2 separate regions of the Homo sapiens genome follow, and region 2 is linked to region 1. A link is a contact called in ENCODE Hi-C data. All regions are on one chromosome and are shown on one strand. The core of a region is the stretch at or near the end of the contact, and the rest is flanking DNA. Distances in the headings are between cores, read along the strand shown.

What was found. Hi-C counts contacts between places; a loop is a spot of excess contacts on that map. Pooled maps may share reads with other maps.
Region 2: a map of CD8-positive, alpha-beta T cell shows a loop between it and region 1 (2.6-fold over the local background). The contact joins the promoter of PWWP2A here to the promoter of EBF1 in region 1. A Hi-C loop is called at or near these places in 3 of 168 maps with a recorded cell type or tissue (CD8-positive, alpha-beta T cell and naive thymus-derived CD4-positive, alpha-beta T cell) and 7 of 50 pooled maps.

Annotation. Positions count from the first base shown.
Region 1 is chr5:159,096,896-159,103,359 of GRCh38, reverse strand. It overlaps EBF1 (EBF transcription factor 1), which reads left to right and starts at 3,444. Exons shown (of 16, transcript NM_024007.5): 1 at 3,444-4,015; 2 at 6,230-6,386. The coding sequence starts at 3,882. It overlaps LINC02202 (long intergenic non-protein coding RNA 2202), which reads right to left and starts at 2,877. Exons shown (of 3, transcript NR_109890.1): 1 at 2,522-2,877. RefSeq lists enhancers at 1,909-2,535, 2,536-3,164, 4,914-5,807 and a silencer at 3,982-4,271.
Region 2 is chr5:160,115,757-160,122,220 of GRCh38, reverse strand. PWWP2A (PWWP domain containing 2A) reads left to right here and starts at 2,771. Exons shown (of 2, transcript NM_001130864.2): 1 at 2,771-3,416. The coding sequence starts at 2,833. RefSeq lists silencers at 2,646-2,695, 2,856-2,955, 3,056-3,235, 3,356-3,775 and an enhancer at 2,720-3,219.

The DNA.
Region 1 (6,464 bases), core at 2,195-4,694:
CCTTTACCATAAAGTATATACCTAAGGTAATTGTGATGGATAGTGCTTGAAGTATCTGCTTTCAGGTATGATGGCAATCACCCTCTACACACATGCTTTGTCTCTGGAGGTAGTGCTACCCTCACATGAAGATTTAGAAGTATTTAAGAGGCTCTTTTTCAAAGTTTAAAATTACAATTGCTGGTTCAATATTCACCAGAGAAAATCCATAAAAAAAACTACTGCTCTGCTGGCCTGTGTGTCATTTCCAGTTTTCTGTCACTCACTCTGTCTCTCTTCCACCTTCTCTTTAGCCTCCTTCCTACTTAAACATTTATTACAGGATGAGAAAGCCAGACTGAAAGCACAAGGACACCAAGAAGAAAAGCTATGAATACACTCGGCTTGATTAAAATAAAGCACACTCACCACCCCAGGTGAGGTATGTGCTGCCTCTGCACAGCCAAAGGAAATTAGTCTTATCAAAATATTTCTGCCCCCTTTTATTTTTCTTCCTTCTCTAGCCTGGCAGGTATGGAAATTGCCTCCCTCATATTTAGTTCCTGGAGAGACTGGCTCTGGGGTAGAAATTGAGCTGCTCAGGACTTCTTGCTTTGTGCCACTTTCTCATTTGGGTGAGTCAGCTTCAGGCTCTCAACAAACGCATCCTTTGCAGATGCTTCTAGACTCTGTTCAACCCCAGAAATCTATCTGCTGTGTGTCTCTTGCTGATCCTGGACTTGAGGGTGTCTATGCTTTTCTTTTCCCTGGCACTTTTGTCACCTTCCTTTGGCAGTGATCTGCTCCCTTATTTTGTGTCCCTCACCACTGGAGACACCCCACCAGACTCAGCTGGGAGTCCTGCAGTTGAGGACTGTTTACTGGAGAGTAAAATGGAGGTTCAGGCAGATAAAGAGAAGGAGGCCTAGGCCTTTTGCCAGGGCTATATGGGACCCATTGATAGGATGGGTGGGCTTTGCTTCCTCATCTCCTTACCTTCAAGGATCCTCTCTGAGCTGGAGAATATGGCCCAGGCAGGGGGAGGGATTGACTCTGGGGACCCCTTTGGACCTGGAGCATAAGGTTAAGTTTGGAGCTTTAGAAAGTTTTTAGCAGGCCAAGTTTCAATTGTGCATTTAAATACTATAGAGACTGAAAATGTTCACATACCTATCCCCAAAAACCTACAGCCCTTCAAGTCTCTCCACCATTATACTCTTCTTCGACATGAACGCTATGTTAGGAACCCCTGTGAATGCTATGGGGATCCCAAAAGATCAGACCAATCCCTTCAGGGAAGTCCTGGAAGAGATGGCATTAATTATGGTACCAGGGGAAAGTGCTCAGCACACAAGAAGTCTAGATTACATGTGTGAGAGCTGGGCAGGCCTCGTGCACAGGAGATAAAGCAGTGTTTGAGGACAGTGGCCATGCACTGCAGGCCAGGACCACACTCTTTCATCCAGTTTAGGAATCAGGAAGTGGCTCCACTGCTCTGCCAAGAGCACAAAGCATAACTCTTGCCTGTCTCTATTCAACATGGGCATGTGTACTTTTCCATCACTGACCCCATGAGCTTCCTAAATCAAAGGACCAAGGAAGGCCAGCAGAAAGGGGACCTGGATTTCTGGCAGATAATTTCCCCGAAGGAGTCCTTAGCAGATTTGGCTGCAGTCAGGGAGTTCCTTTGAGGGCAATGAAACAGAAGTTCACCATGTGCTTATTAGAGGTTACAACCTGCTAAAAAATGATGGGGTACATTACCCAGAAACTTCTAGCTATTTCCTTTGCCAGCCACAAAGATACATGCTGAAAAGCCTGAGGAGGGAGACAATTTCGTCCTTTTTTCTTTCCCTTTTTCCTTCCATCTCTCCCATTTCCATTCGTTCCTTCTCCTTCTCTCCTTTCTCTCTCCCTCCTTCCTTCCCATTTTCTCTTCCCCTTCTTCCTTTTTTGTCCTTTCTCCCCACCTTCCTTCTCTTCTCCCCCCACCCTTTTCATATGGCAGAGACAGAGTTAGGAAGGATTTGTTCAAGCCCTCCTTTTTAACAGGAAGAATAAAGGAGGATGAGAAAAACCCTACACCAAATAACCAGCTAATCAAGGACGGTTAACATTGCTGTTGCTTTGGTAGTTACTCTAAAAACAAACGAACCAACTACTTGGGGTGGGGAATGAGGGGTTGGCATTTAATTTGAGAAAATTTAAAAACGCATCCTGACACAGCCCCAGTGAGAGCATTCATTCCACCATTCACATATCTCGAGGACTGCCCGAGAGAGGTGAGCGTGTGAGTGAGAACAGTGCCCAACCCTGGCAGCCTCTAGGCTAGCGGCCGAGAGAGAAGCGTTTCAGAGGCCGGGGTGGGAGTAGAGCCTGGTACCCCACTTCCTGGGGACCCACAGCGCCTCATTTGCCGGGGCCCAGCGTCCATTCATCCCTCCCAGCGTGGAGGCCGTGCCCCTCCGAGAGTTACCAGCCCCGACCTCGCGCACCCATATTCCATCCCACCGCCCCCGCCTCAAAGCGAAGAGGTGGGCACCTGGGACGCGCGTCCTGCTTTTTCTGCCCGGGCTCTCCCGTCTCCTCCACTTTTGTCCCCGACGTCCCAGAACGGCGGAGCAGGACGCGGCATCAGCCCTGGGAGGGCGCAGCCTGCGAGCCTCCAGCGCGCTCAGGGCGCGGCGAGGATGCTAAAGGACTGCAATGGCCAGGATGCAGATCCCCAGCTCAAATTCCTGAGGAAGACACCCGCCTCCCTTTCCCTCTGTCCCCTCTCCGTCCTCGCTCGGACCCGCTCCTCCCCAGCCCAGACGTCAGTGCTCAGCGCTCCTTCGCTCGCCACTTTGCGAGGAACTTTGGCCGGCTCCCCTGCGCCACCGGGAGCGGGATGTTAATGAGAGAGCGTGGCCTGGCGCCGCCAGCGAGCCGGCTCCCGGGCCGCGATTGGCTGCGGTGGGCGGAAAGATGACGTTATGCAAATGAAGGGGCGGGGCCTCGATGCGCGGGCCCCGCCTCCTCCCTTTGGGGTTAGTGTGCCTGTGTTTAGCTCTGGGGAAAGTCAAACTGGATTCCATAGGGAAAGCCTGCAAATCACTTCTATTTTAGCAAGGAGAAAACAGAATCTCCATCCAGCAGGGTCCACCCCTCTCTCTTTCTCCCTCTCCTCTCTATCTCTCTTTCCCTCCCCCCCTTTCCTCTCTCCCTCTCTCCCCTTCCCCCCACCCTCTCTGGTGTATCTGTCTACGGCAACCAGCGTCCTCCTCATCTACACGCAAAGGAAAGAAACATCTTTGGTTGGGAGAGAAGGAGGAAAAAAAAAGAGAGAGAGAGGAAAAAACTTGCCTGGTTGTGGAAAATGACACTTGAAGTAGCAAAGCCGGCAGCGCGAGTTGAGTCTATTGTTTCTTAAATTGCCATCAGGGTTTTTTTTTTTTTTTTTTTTTTTTTTTTTTTTTTTTCTTCCTGCTTCTTCAAGTGAAGGGTACCTCTACAAAAGGAAACTCCAGCCCCTCCTGTCCTCCACCGGCCTGTGATCATTACAAAAAAAAAAAAAAAAAAGCAAAAAAAAAAAAAAAGCACCCAAACCAAAAATCAACCAACCAAACAACCCCCAACAGCCAAGCATACATCTCTAATTTTATTATTTTGGTCTTTTCGTTGGATTTTCCCTTTCTTCTTTTTTTCGGGTTATCGCTCAGTTTTGAGCAGAGGTTTACATTTTTTAAAAATTTGCTTTCCAGCCCGCCTTGATCTTCTAAGTGCGAGTTCATCGTCTGAGAAAAAAAAAAATCTCTGGTTGGCGTTTTTGTTTCTTTTCTTTTCTTTCTTTTCTTTCCTTTTTTTTTTTTTTTAATTTTTTTCAAGGGGGAGGAGATTTTCCACAAGAAAAGGTTGTTTTCATGTTTGGGATTCAGGAAAGCATCCAACGGAGTGGAAGCAGCATGAAGGAAGAGCCGCTGGGCAGCGGCATGAACGCGGTGCGGACGTGGATGCAGGGCGCCGGGGTGCTGGACGCCAACACGGCGGCGCAGAGGTGGGTACTGCGCGGGGACCGCGGCCGAGGTGAGCCGCGAGCGGGAGAGCCGGGAGGCGGAGGCGGCAGCGGCAGCGGCAGCTGCTGCCGCGGGGCCGGGCGGCGGGGTGAGTCCGCAGCCGCTGCGCTCCGCTCTCCGCCGGGGCTCCGCGCTCTCCAGCCGCTCTGCCTTCGTCGCCTGCGGCCGGAGGACCTGGAGCTGTCTGCGAGGAGCCCACGCTTTGCCAGCACTTTCCCCTGCCTCGTCTGTGACTGTTTTCATTTTGTTTTAACCCAGAAGAGGCGTCTCAACACAGCATGTTGGAGATCTGTGTTTTATGTTTTTATGTGATTGCTCTTTCTTTTCCGGCCGGCTCTCTTTTCTTCTTTCCCTTCGCTCTTCCTTTCCCTCTTTTCTTTTTTCTTTCTTTCTTTCTCTTCCTTCCTTCCTTTTTCTTTCTTTTTTCTTTTTCTTTCTTTTTTTCTTTCCTCCTTTTCTTTTTCCTTTTTCTTTCTCTTTCCTCTTCCTGCCTTTCTTTTTTCTTTCTTCCTTCTTTCCTTTCTCCCCCCTTTATTTTCTTCTCTTCTCCTTCCTCTTCCTTTCTTCCCCTCTTCCCTCCTTCCATTTCTTTCGTTCTTCGTTCTTTCCTGTCTCTCTTCCTGCCTTCTTTTCTTTCTTCTTTCTTTCATTTCCTTCTCTCATTTCTTTCCCCCACCTTCCCTTAATTTCTCCCTCACTCTTTTCCTTCCTCCCTTCCTCTCTCCATTTTCTTTCTCTTCTTTCTTCAGCTTCCCTCCTTTCTCCTCTTTCTCCTTTCCTTACCTCTCTGGCTTTCCTGTTTTTTCGTCCCATTTCTCCCCTGAGTCTTCTCTTATTTCTGCTATCTCGTTCTCCTTCCCTCCCTCTCTGTCTTTCAGTTTTTTCTTAGTCTACCGGTAGAATAGCAACTCCCAACTTTAATTCTGATATCTCCCAAAAGTCTTCTCCAGCCCCTGTCACCATGGCCCCTTCCAGCCCTTCTCTCACTCGCAGCTCCCTAGACACTAGACTGTGTGGCCTGGAGGCATTGCCCTTGGAGGTTGACCTGAGGGAACTTTCCTGGGCACACCCAAGGCTCTTTCCCAGGCTCCTGGTCCCAAGTGAGAAATGGCCTTTTTCCCCCCATTAAGCCACCAGCTGAGCTTGGGACAGTGGGAGATCTGGTGGCCCCAGGCCCTATCGGACTCAGAGTGCGGAAGGGGAAGAAGGAAGATGACTAATTACATCATCTCCAGCTTCCCTGGGCTGGGGACAAGTGTCCCCAACACTGTTCCCATCCCCACTGAGTATTAGGATGGGGGTGGGTGGTAGTGAGAGTGAATTGGGTAACTGGGCTGGAAGTGAAAGTGTGTGCGCGGGGCGCTCGTGTGTGTTCTTCTATGTGTGTGTGTGTGCCTGTGCGCGCTTGTGTTGGGCAGGTCCGGCTGTCAGTGGCCGCCTGGCGCCCCAGGCGCTCCAGCCTCCCATCGCCGGCCGGCGCACTGAGCCAGCAGCCCTGGCCTTTAGGATTTCTGGAATGAGTGTGAGGATTTCTGCGGAACAGCGAAACTTTGTTAGGACAGGTCTTTAAGAAAACACCCCTCTTCCCTTTTTCACAGCGACCACCCGCGACAGTTCTGAGCCCCGCCCTCGGACCCTTCTCCACATGCTTTTTGGTGGTGGGGGGATGTGGCTTCCCAAGGCCGGGCACTCGCAGTTGGCCAGAGCTTGAGGGGTTCCTGGAGGGTGGCTGCTGCGGCGAGACGCCGAGCATGTTTTCCATCCATTCCCACCTGCCCTGCTAGCTGAGACGTGAGATTCGAGGGGTGCCGGAATATAACTGTGGGTTCTACTCCGCGAAGGTGGGTTCACTTCATCCACCGCCACTTTTCTTCCTCCCCACGCAGTGCGTGTCAGGTAGGAGTAAATGCTTATAGAGTTTCATCTCGCGCGCAAAACCCAAACAAAACTTTCACACCTCTTCAGCGAGTTCTGAGGACGCACCCGTCCTTGGCGGAGAGGACGAGGACATGAGGGGACATGTGTGTCCCGTTGTCAGCTGGGTCTATGTCGCCTGAAGGGGCGTGAAGAGCGCCCACTGGATGTTTTGGGGGAAGAGGAGGTGGGTGTTTGAGGGTTCGAGTGTGTGTACAGGGTGACAAGGGGCGCGGGTCGGCGTCCGGTTTAGCCATCTAACTCTGCGTCTTTGGCCGCAGCGGGGTGGGTCTGGCCCGGGCTCACTTTGAGAAGCAGCCGCCTTCCAATCTGCGGAAATCCAACTTCTTCCACTTCGTCCTGGCCCTCTACGACAGACAGGGCCAGCCCGTGGAGATCGAGAGGACAGCGTTTGTGGGGTTCGTGGAGAAGGAAAAAGTAAGTGGGCGCAGCGCTGTCGCCCCTCGTCCCCGGCTCGGCTCGGGAGCAGGCCCGGGAGCCTTGGGCAGCGCGCCC
Region 2 (6,464 bases), core at 1,522-4,021, 1.0 Mb before region 1:
ATAACCTCCGCCTCCTGGGTTCAAGCGATTCTTCTGCCTCAGTCTCCTGAGTAGCTGGGATTACAGGTGCGTGCCACTGCACTCGGCTAATTTTTTGTATTTTTAGTAGAGACAAGGTTTCACCATGTTGGCCAGGCTAGTCTTGAACTCCTGACCTCAGGTAATCCACCCGCCTCAGCCTCCCAAAGTGCTAGGATTACAGGCATGAGCCACCGCGCCCGGCCCCTTTAATATTTATTTGTTGAATGAATGAATAAGTGAATGAATAATATAAGACCAAATCTTTCTAGTATTAGGAGGCTTGAAGAGTAGTGGAAAAGAGACCTTGAAAGGTAAGGTGACAACACAGAGAGGGCTTTGAAAGCCAAGCAGAAGAAGGTACACTCCATGTGAGCATTGGGAGCCAGTAGAAGCTCTTGAGTTACAGAATGAAATGGTGGCTTAGGACAATGACTTGGTATGCCACAATCTATTATGAAGCTGAAATGTAAATTACTCATTGCAGCATCTTGTAATGAATTACTACAAGAGGTAATCAGGTCCCAGGACCCGAACTATATTTTTCTCCCTGTGGGAGATTATACAATGTGAGACCTTAGGGTCTAGGCATTTCATAGACTCTATGTTGTGTTTAATTAGTTGATTATGGTGAACTGTAGACAAAATATTATGGTGAAAACCCTATAAGGCAGAATCTGTATCTGCTTACTGCAAGTATCTAGCCTGAAGGAGATAACTCTTTGATGAATGAATGATTGAGTGAAAGTCATGTACTTGGAAGGACCCAGGTTAGATAGGATCTGCTGCTAGCTAGCTGTATGACCCTTAAGATCTTATTATCTTTTTATTTTTATTTTTTTGATACGGAGTTTCACTCTTGTTGCCCAGAGTGGAGTGCAGTGGGCACATCTCGGCTCACTGCAACCTCCGCCTCCTGAGTTCAAGCAATTCTCTTGCCTCAGGTTTCCAAGTAGCTGGGATTACAGGCATGCGCCACCATGCTCAGCTAATTTTGTATTTTTAGTAGAGATGGGGTTTCACCATGTTGGTCAGGTTGTTCTCAAACTCCTGACCTCAGGTGGTCCGCCTGCCTCGGCCTCCCAAAGTGCTGGGATTACAGGCTTGAGCCACCGCGCTTGGCCCGCTTAGGATGTTTAACATGGCTAAGGCTTGGCTTCCTCATCTGTAAAAAAGGGAGAAGATTTAAGTCACAGGATTTTAAGTGAGAGTTTTGGGAAAATCTCTGGTACAAAATGAACACTAAGTACATTTGTTTCTTTCTGTATTTTTAAATGATATTCTGAAACTTCCCTGATTGGGATCTTCTACTGGCCTTTCCCCACGAGCCACTTGGTTTGAAATAGGCAGAGCATATGGTGATATTTGTTTATTGCTATTTTCAGTCTTTTCCATGTAAAACTGAAATTCTGACTATGCAATTTACCAGCCGAGTAACCTTGGGCACCCTCTTTGTGCCTCAAAATTTTAAGGATTGAGATGATATGCTATAGTGTTTGTATTAGTGCCTGGTACATGGTACTCAAAAGACACTAGCTGTAATTATTCTTCAGGACTTTATTTTTTTTACTTTCATTGCTAGCAGTTTTTCTACCCTCTCTCCTGCAGGCATTCTCCCAGAAAAAAGGCTGACTCTGTGGTGCCATTTGAGAGAAATAGGTTCAGTAGATTCTTCCAGAGATGACAAACGAAAAGACTTGATGTGGAAGTAAGAGAAGTAGGGGCGTCAGGACACTGAAGTGAGAGATCTTTTGTTCTCGTGGCATTGGAGAAGCCAGGAAAGAAAAAGGCTTTAGCAGGGACCAGGTGCGTCCACTTTGCAAGTGGATTTGGAGAGAACAAGCAGTGTTCACATATCAGTCCAGCAATGTCTCAAGACTCCTTCCTGGAACAGTCATCAGTTTAATCCAGTGAGGATGGTGTCTCTCTTCTTTCATGAGCATTTTCCTATTTCTGAAATATTAATAAATAGGTGCTTTGTTCCTAGGAAGTGGAGAGAAGTCAAGGAAAATACTCATCATACTCCTAGAAGTCAAGGAAAATACTCCTCGTACTCCTCATGGCCGCTGGAGCCCGCTGCTATGAGGTTATGGAGAACGTCTTGAACATTCCATTCCCCAGCACCTAGTGCAGTGACTAGCATAGTAGGCACTCAAAAAGTGTCTGTAGGATTGTATTTCAAACTTTAGTTGTCTTTCCCAAAGAAGCCTGTCGTGCCCACACGCGGCCGCAAGAAGTCCGCGCCTAGAAATAACATTTATTCTAAGGATCTCTGCGCAGAGATTCTTGGGAAGCGGTTCCCCTCCCGCATTCCCTTGTTACTCCTCCCCTCGGCCGCCTTTGAAAGAAGTGGCACGCCACATGATTCCATCCTTTCTCCCACCTCCAAAGACCTGGCTGATAATGGGCAGGAGCGTAGGCCAACCATAAAACTTTATTTCCTCTTCCAGCCAATAGCAAGAGGCGATGAGTATATGGCTCCTCTTTTGTGACTTCCCCCGCCCCCTTTGATTCCGCCCCCTATTCCTCCACTCAGATTCCACACTTGACAACACATCTGGCCAATGAGAAGTTCCTACTCTGCGTGGGAAGGATGGACTGACTAGATGATAGACGTCCATCCCTGGCCAATGGAATATCAAAAGTGCGGGAGGGGTGTAGAATGCAACCAATGGCGAGGTGCCAGAAACGAGCATCAGGGAAAGGGCGGGACGAAAGTGTTCGCGGGAGGGAGGGGAAGGCCCAGGGAACCAAGCAGCGCTGTCGCCGCCGCCGCTGCAGCCGGAGTTGGAGGAGGGAGAAGCTAGGAAGAAAATGGCGGCCGTGGCTGCAGAGGCGGCAGCGACTGCAGCGTCCCCCGGGGAGGGGGGCGCCGGCGAGGCCGAGCCGGAGATGGAGCCCATCCCCGGCAGTGAGGCCGGCACTGACCCCCTCCCGGTCACGGCCACTGAAGCGTCTGTGCCGGATGGCGAGACTGACGGGCAGCAATCCGCTCCTCAGGCCGACGAGCCGCCGCTCCCGCCGCCACCGCCGCCGCCGGGGGAGCTCGCCCGCAGCCCAGAGGCGGTGGGGCCGGAGCTGGAGGCTGAGGAGAAACTGTCCGTTCGGGTGGCGGAGTCGGCGGCAGCCGCGCCTCAGGGAGGGCCGGAACTTCCACCTTCTCCTGCATCGCCGCCGGAGCAGCCCCCGGCTCCCGAGGAGCGCGAGGAGCCGCCGCTGCCTCAGCCCGTAGCCCCGGCGCTCGTGCCGCCGGCGGGCGGGGACTCCACGGTGTCGCAACTGATCCCGGGCTCGGAGGTGCGGGTCACGCTGGACCACATCATTGAGGACGCGCTTGTCGTGTCGTTCCGCTTCGGGGAGAAGCTCTTCTCCGGGGTCCTCATGGATCTGTCCAAAAGGTACCGCGCCCGCCCCCAGCACCCTCCGGTCCGCTGGGTCCCCAGGGAGGGAGTGAGCCCGGGCGGCCCCCTCTCCCCGAGCCCTCGCTTCCCCGCTGCCCGGGGCCCCGCCCTCTGGTCCTGCGCGGCGCGTGGCGCGCGCTCCGAGTGGGGCAGGCGCGCGAGACCGGGAGAGGGCGGTCCCGGCCCCAGGTGGGCGCCTGCGGGGCAGGTGTGCCACCAGGTGGGAGGGTGCAGGTGCAGATGGGCTCACAGGTCTCACCCCTCACGCCTGGTCTTCTTCTGCGACTTGGCCTGGAGTCACCGTCACTGGGCGGGTGGGTTAATGCAAGATGCAGATGGATTTTTGCAGAGAACGGAGTGTTGGACGGGGGGACGGGGGGGCGGGGGGCATTGCTTGCGAGGAGGCACTTGTCTGTCCTCTAACGTTTAACTTTAGCGGGATTGGAGAAAGGGGTGTGTACATTGGGGTTCCCAAAAGGTTACCTGTCACTCCTTACAGGGGGAAGAGCATTTGTTAAAATGAACCTTTTAACTGTAATTCTTACGGTTAGAAGTCATTCCCGTTAGGTTAACCATTCAACAGAGAAGCATATTTTGCTAATTTTAATGATAGTTTAAGAAAAGTTTAAAGAAGAGATTGGAGATTTTTAAAAAATCCTTTAATGTCAAGGTGGTGTAGCATAAAAATGTTCAAGTAACTTCTAACACCTGGGATTCAGTTTATGTATTAAGGACAAGAAGGTTGAGTTCATCTACAAATTTGGCTTAACCACATTTTCATTTTTTGATTTAAAATGTTTTTGGGCTCTGCTTTCAACAGGGGAAGAGAACCTGTTCTAAGTCTGGAGTTAACCTTTTTATTCTCTTCTTTTGCAGATATGAAGTGCAGAGACTCCCATTCACGGCTTTCCATTCTGTTTCCTGCAACAGCACACGCTCTGATCGTATCTCACCTGTTTGCAATGGCTTATTAGTATGTTTTACTCTTAAACTTGCTTGCTCTCCCATCAAGACCCAGGAATCCTTCTTTCCCATTTGGGGAAAAAAGCCATTTAAAATTTCATATTGAAGTATGGTGTTTGAGGGGAAAGATGAGAGCAGTTATTCTGTATTATTTAATCTCAAATATCTTTTTTTTTTTTTTTGAGACGGAGTCTCACTCTGTCACCCAGGCTGGAGTGCAGTGGCGCCATATCGTCTCACTGCAACCTCCGCCTCCTGGGTTCAAGCGATTCTCCCGCCTCAGCCTCCCAAGTAGCTGGGACTACAGGCGTGCGCCACCATGCTGGTCTAATTTTTGTATTTTTTAACTAGAGCCGGGATTTCACCATGTTGGCCAGGCTGGTCTTGAAATCCTGACCTCAGGTTATCCACCCGCCTCAGCCTCCCAAAGGGCTGGGATTACAGGCATGAGCCGCCGTGCCCGGCCTCAAGTATCTTTTTTAAAAATAATTTTGGATTAGGGCATTTGCACTTCTGTTTATGTTTGTTTGTTTACTTATTTAATAGAGACAGGGTCTTGCTGTGCTGCCTAGGCTGGTCTCAGACTCCTGGGCTCAAGCGATCCTACTGCCTTGGCCTTCCAAAGTGCTGAAATTACAGGCGTGAGCCACTGTGCCCGGCCTGCACTCCTGTTTTCATAATTAGAAAGCAGAATAAGGTGAGTGTGCTTTCTATTGATGTATTTTATTTATTTATTTATTTATTTATTTTTGAGACAGAGTTTCGCTCTTGTTGTCCAGGCTGCAGTGGTACAATCTCTGCTCACTGCACCCTCCACCTCCCTGGTTCAAGTGATTCTCCTACCTCAGCCTCCCAAGTAGCTGGGATTACAGGCATGTGCCACCACGCCTGGCTAATTTTGTATTTTTAGTAGAGATGGGGTTTCACCATGTTGGTCAGGTTGGTCTCAAACTCCTGACCTCAGGTGATCCACCCACCTTGGCCTCCCAAAGTGCTGAGATTACAGGCATGAGCCACCTCGCCCGGCCTCTACTGATGTATATAATAGTAAGAGACACTCTGGTGTGTATGCTGTTGAATGAAACAGAAGAGATGGCCAGTGATTGTGTGAGAATCTGGATTTCAAATCTGCAAAAGGAAGGTGCAGAAGGTAAGTTGTTTTTGGAAATGGAATGGATAAGTGCTCATTGTGTTAGTGCTTTATTTTTAAAAAATTTTCTTTAGTGGAGAATTGCTATTGAGTTTTGGTCTCATGCTATCAGTGCTTAGAAACAGCAATTTCTTTTGTTGGAGGAGCTATTCCTAATATGAACCTTTTCCATTTGAATATTCTGAAGTGAAAGGATCCTATTACTATTATTTATTTATTTATTTATTTTTTCCAAGACGGAGTCTTGCTCTGCCGCACAGGCTGGAGTGCAGTGATGCGATCTCGGCTCACTGCAACCTCCGCCTCCCGGGCTGAAGCAATTCTCTTGCCTCAGCCTCCGGAGTAGCTGGGATTACAGGGGCCCAGCACTTTGGGAGGCCAAGGCAGGCAGATCACTTGAGCGCAGGAGTTCCAGAGGATCCTGGGCAACATGGTGAAACCCTGTCTCTACGAAAAAAATATAAAACTTAGCTGGGCGTGGTGGCTTGTGCCTGTGGTCCCAGCTACTTGGGAGGCTGAGGTGGGAGAATCTCTTGAGCCCTGGAGGTGGAGGTTACAGTAGCTAAGATCACACAGTCCAGCCTGGGTGACAGAATGAGACCCTGTCTTAAAAAAAATTGTGGAAATGTTGAGGAAATAAAACACTAAAATTTAGCAATTCAAGGAATTATTATTGGACTAATGATTGACTAGTTGGATTTCCTTTTTTTTTTTACAGTTTAATCTGGAAAAATGGACCTGCCAGTATATTTTGTAATTCGCACTTATGTTGATTGCACACTTTCCTGTGCAGTTTTGGGGTTTACTGATGGATCCAGGAGACAGTGTTTTTTTTTGTTTTTGTTTTTAGGAGGCAGGGTCTCGCTATGTTGCTCAGGCTGCAGTGCAGTGCTGGGATCGTAGCTCACTGCGTTCTTCCACCTCAGCTTCCC